Regions from separate parts of the Homo sapiens genome. Here region 2 is linked to region 1. A link is a loop called in an ENCODE intact Hi-C map of the cell type or tissue named here. Cell type or tissue: CD4-positive, alpha-beta T cell. All regions are shown on one strand.

The links. Hi-C counts contacts between places; a loop is a spot of excess contacts. Peaks named below come from ENCODE experiments on the same cell type or tissue, not always from the same donor. Only the 100,000 strongest peaks of a DNase experiment are listed, where the experiment ranks them.
Region 2: a loop joins it to region 1, with 14 times the contacts of the local background. A loop is called at or near these places in 13 of 110 quality-filtered maps.

What each region holds. Positions count from the first base shown.
Region 1 is chr15:65,384,732-65,387,231 of GRCh38, reverse strand. IGDCC4 (immunoglobulin superfamily DCC subclass member 4) reads left to right here. Exons shown (of 20, transcript NM_020962.3): 17 at 576-681; 18 at 1,173-1,401; 19 at 2,117-2,278. Among named protein-coding and RNA genes, the nearest start is that of IGDCC3, 8.0 kb to the right of the region's middle. RefSeq lists enhancers at 1,729-1,848, 1,869-1,918, 1,929-1,978, 1,853-2,464. In CD4-positive, alpha-beta T cell, CTCF peaks have their summits at 1,264, 1,479 (motif pointing right), 1,993 and 2,258 (motif pointing left); DNase peaks (open chromatin) are centred at 1,471, 1,921 and 2,221; H3K4me3 peaks cover 1,092 bases; H3K27ac peaks cover 510 bases.
Region 2 is chr15:65,032,492-65,034,991 of GRCh38, reverse strand. No RefSeq gene overlaps it. Among named protein-coding and RNA genes, the nearest start is that of MTFMT, 4.1 kb to the right of the region's middle. RefSeq lists an enhancer at 1,587-1,666. In CD4-positive, alpha-beta T cell, CTCF peaks have their summits at 1,010 and 1,210; DNase peaks (open chromatin) are centred at 1,111 and 1,761; H3K27me3 peaks cover 571 bases.

The DNA of each region.
Region 1 (2,500 bases):
AACATGGTGAGACCCTGTCTCCACAAAAAATTTAAAAATTATCTGGGTGTGGTAGCTCATGCCTGTGGTCACAGCTGCTTGGGAGGCTGAGGTGGGAGGATCACTTGAGCCCAGGAGGTTGATGCTACAGCGAGCCGTGTTCATGCCACTGCACTCCGGCCTGGGTGACAGAGCAAGACCCTGTCTCAAAAGAAAAAAAATTAGAATTTTAAGGTGGTGACAGCAGAGCATGAACTCAAGCGTGGGGTCCATCCAAGCATGGGGTCTGCGCACCTGCACATGTTGCACACCCATGCAACAGCCCTGGGAGCAGGCAACACGTGCTTCACCAAAGGCCAGTTTGAGGCAGAGAGACCATAACTTCTGGGTGTGTTTTAGGGAGGACAGTCAGAGGGAGAGGTAGTAGTAGTTTCTGTGAGGCTCAGGGCCCTCCTGTCCTTGTATCAGAAGATTGTGAGCATCTGAAGGGTGAGGGTCCAGCTGGTGTCTCCTGAGAAAGCCATGGATAGTCCTGATCTATGCCCTGTGCCCTTCCTCTGTCCTGACCTGCTCTGTGCCTCTCTCTCCCCCACCAGACTCGCTGGACATGCACTCAGTCACGGGCATCATCGTGGGTGTCTGCCTGGGCCTCCTCTGCCTCCTGGCCTGCATGTGTGCTGGCCTGCGCCGCAGCCCCCACAGGTGAGCAGGGGAGCCAGTCTGACTTCAGGGAAGGGAGACTTCCAGGAAGGGCTGCAGAATGGGCCATCAGGGAAAGTGGCCATGACTTGCCCTTGGCACTCCCAGGAGCCCCGTTAAAGTCAGGACTCTGGGATGAAGGAATCAGGGATGATGTCCTCCTGAGAATGGGGAGTGGACTTAGGGGAGCCCCAGCCTACCCTCCTCAGCAAGGCCAACAGAACTGCCTCACTCCCACTTCCTCTGTAGCTGCCAGCATCTTGGAAAGAGGGGCCCCAAATCTCCAGATGCCTGCAGCCAAGGGAAGAAGAGCCCTGTTTACAGCATCAGGCTGTTTTGAACAATAGCAGTTTTTCTTACTCATTGCACAGACCAGGAAAGCAAATCCCAGAGATGGGCAGGAACCTCCCCAGAGACATAGGCTGGACCAGATCCCAGCCCCGCCTGACCCCTTACTCTGACCGCTATGCCTTGTTTTCCGTCTTCCCTTCCAGGGAATCCCTCCCAGGCCTGTCCTCCACCGCCACCCCCGGGAATCCCGCGCTGTACTCCAGAGCTCGGCTTGGCCCCCCCAGCCCCCCAGCTGCCCATGAATTGGAGTCCCTTGTGCACCCCCATCCCCAGGACTGGTCCCCGCCACCCTCAGACGTGGAGGACAGGGCTGAAGTGCACAGCCTTATGGGTGGCGGTGTTTCTGAAGGCCGGAGTCACTCCAAAAGAAAGGTAAGTCAGAGCCCCACATTGCGGCTCTTTTCTAAATAGGACACCAGGGGGCGACAGAGCACAACGCGTGGCTATGCGAGCATGGCTCTACCTCCTCTTCGGAGCCGGCTGCGGACGCTAGGGCCTCTCTCCCTCCTCCACGGAATGGTTGGCTGTCAGGGAAGCACATGGGCCTCCATATCCCGGCGGAATAGGTCAGCTTGGTTCTCACGAAGGAAAGGGCCTCCCAGCAGGTGACCCAGGGTAGCCAGAACACCCAGCTCCCTCCTCATCCCTGGAGCTGGGGAGACCTCTGAGACCCAGACATCCCCGTGTGGGGAGAAGAGGCCAGTCGGCTTGGCTGTGGCCAAGTGGGACTGGGACCAGGATAAGGTGAGGCCTTCGCTGGGCTGGTCCCTTTCATGCTGGCAGGGGCGGCACATCCCACCCAACTCCGACCCGTCCTCCCTCACCCTCTCCCCGCCTGGCTCGGACACCGCGGGCTTTGCAGAGCGTCTGGTGTTCCGCTCCTCTGCAGGAGGACTCATCCTCAGATTACCCCGCTGACTCTGAGCCCTTTCGATGCTCCTCCCCAGAGCCTTGGAGAGGGAGAGAGCAGCGGGTGACAGTCTGGACCCTGCTCCCCCGCGGCCCATCCCAATTCCCTCCCCCGGGCTTCCCTCTCCCAGCCAATCCTGGTCGTGCCCCTTACTGTCCCCTTCTTTCCCCCGTGCAGATCTCCTGGGCTCAACCAAGCGGGCTGAGCTGGGCTGGTTCCTGGGCAGGCTGTGAGCTGCCCCAGGCAGGCCCCCGGCCGGCTCTGACCCGGGCCCTGCTGCCCCCTGCTGGAACTGGGCAGACGCTGTTGCTGCAGGCTCTGGTGTACGACGCCATAAAGGTCAGCGTCCTGGAAGGAAGGGGCAGGAAAGGAGGAAAGGGTCTCTGTGCTTGTGAAGAGGAAGTAATGAGTTCTCTGGAGACCCCTGGGTGGTAACTTTCCTGGGGATAGAAGTCTAGCCAGGAGACCCCTGGAGCCTCCAAAGGTTGAGTAGGTGGAGGGCAGGCCAGTTTGCAGGAACCTGTTTCAACCTGGGTTGAAAACAGCCCCTCCTCTACCCAG
Region 2 (2,500 bases), 350 kb after region 1:
TGACCATGTCCTCGGGATGCGGCAACCGTGGTGACCGTACAGTCAACACAATAAGCCCCAGCATTCGCACTGTAGTTGAGCTCATTCAAGCAAAGCTATCTACAGTAGGGAATTTCCCCTGTAAAGAGGATGTGCATTTTGGCCGGGCGCAGTGGTGCAGCCTGTAATCCCAGCATTTTGGGAGGCCAAAGCAGGAGGATTGCTTGAGCCCAGGAGCTCGAGACCAGCCTCGGCAACATGGCAAAACCCTGTCTCTACAAAAAAAAATTAGCTGGGCATGGTGGCGCGTGCCTATAGTTGGAAGGCTGAGGCGGGCGGATCACCTGAGCCTGGGAGGTCGAGGCTGCAGTGAACCGAGATCACGTCCCGGCACTTTACCCTGGGTGACAGAGCAAGACTCTGTCTCAAAAAAAAAAAAAAAAAAAAAAAAAGTGCCTGGTACAGCCCCTTCAGCCCCTACCCCCAAGGCTGTAAATTTTATTTTGATATTTCTTCCAGAAGCCAAGATCTCTGACTTATATACAAGGGCCTTTAGGCCAAGTGTGAGGAGCAAGCAGAAAGCACCTGTTAATGATAAGACTGGGTAGCTCTGGTTTAATTTATTACAGAGTCAGCTACATCAGATTGGAGGCAAGTAGGATTCCCACAGGAGAGCAGGATATAAGCAAATGAGCCTTTCTATAACTGTTACATAAGGACTGAGATGATCATTATCCCCCACAGAGGGATGTATTATAGACCTGAAGGTTTTGGCAAATCTCCAGAGAATGATAATCTATATTGTAAAATGTAAAGAGGATACCACAAGCATCTCCAACCAACCAAATTATTACACTTCTAGGAAAAATTTTCTTAGAAGTGTATTTATTGATAGCCCTTACATACAAACAGAAATATGCTACCACCCCACACAGGATACATGATATATATTCACAATAACAATCTATACAAAACTTCCTTGGGGTAGCTTCAGCCTCTCTTTCCCATATTCTGAACCTGGTAAATAAAGGAAGCATGCTAGTGAGCAGCTGATTAGAAACTATGGAGCTAATCAATTGCATGCAATCGCTCTTCTTTGAGTCCCACGTGAGGGTAAAGGGTGAGGAAGCAAGGCTGTGGTGCTATCTAGTGGCTGTCTAGGAAGTAGCAAAGGCGGTTTTGTTTAAAAAAGGATTTCTGTTTTATCACTCCATATGTGGAGCCTGATTTCAGAGAACAGCATCAAAAAGTGTTTTCCGATATAAACATAGGTGTCCAAGAACAAGAACTGGCCACAGCTGTAGCTATTTTACTAACTAGTCTTTCCTCCTGTTAACAACATACAGCTTTGTTAACACTGTCTAGCATTTTTGCTGGGGGTAAAGGGCTGGGAACTAAAGTTTTTAATATTTGATCTCTTTAAGTGTACTTTGAAATATTCTCTTGGTTTTCTAGGATGCCCCTCAGCAGCAATGAGGAAACGTCCATATTGTTAGGCTGCTTCTCCTACCTGTGGTATATCTGGCTTCGCTTCCTGGGGTTCCTGATACCCCTTAGATGTCCCTTAACCTCTCCAGTCTCTCTCCTTATCAAGGAGAGTCCTGTGGACCCACACTGCTGTGTGTGGCCTTTCATCCCCGGCCCTGATTTACAGAGAGGCTGGACAGGTTAGGGAGTGACATCTACTGGACCACACAGGGCAGTAACAACACAGAGGGCAGATTCTGTCAGAGGTACTGGAGCAAACGGACTATCCGTCACGCTCAGTGACGGGACAGGCTGGTGGGCAGCACCTCCTTGCGGGCATCTGATACAACCACAGGCAGGCGATGGCAGTACATGGAGTGGCTCGCTAGGAACTGCATCTCAAAAGGCTTCACTGGACTGTGCCCCTGAGGTCAGTTCCTGCCCCTGGCACTGGGCTGACACCTATGTGTGGCAGTCCTTCCCCTGGTCAAATGTGGCATTGCCTCCTAGGCCACAAGCAGGGGTTCTTGTGGACTTAGGCGTTGGCCACCTTACTAACTGGAGTTCTGTTCTGTGGTAGTTATCCTCACCCTGCAGAAATACCCATATAGTCATGGAGTGGGGTGAGATGACGGGAACAGGAAGTGGAAATGCTTGTTGCCTCTTCCCATTCCCAGATCAGCTCTCCCAGCCCCTAGTCATGGAGGCCACTCCTGCATTCCAGTTTTCTACTAAACGTCTCCATTTGCTTGTCTCATCACTTCAGTTTCAAAGCATTCAAGGGTGAAATGTCATGTTGACCACCAAGTGGGTTATTTCCCTACGTCAATGACACTGCTATTGTCTTGTCACCCAGACTCAGAACCTGGAGTAATTTCATTGATTCAGCATCCGCACACACTCTATTCATCAAGAAAGATAAATTTCTGAAAACAGGAGCACCAACTGAATTAGCATTATCTGGGTTCCAATCCCCTTGTATGTGCTTTCTGGGTGTCTTAATTTATTATGTAAAACTCCTTGCCATTCGGGGCTGGAGTCCTCATCTTCTCTG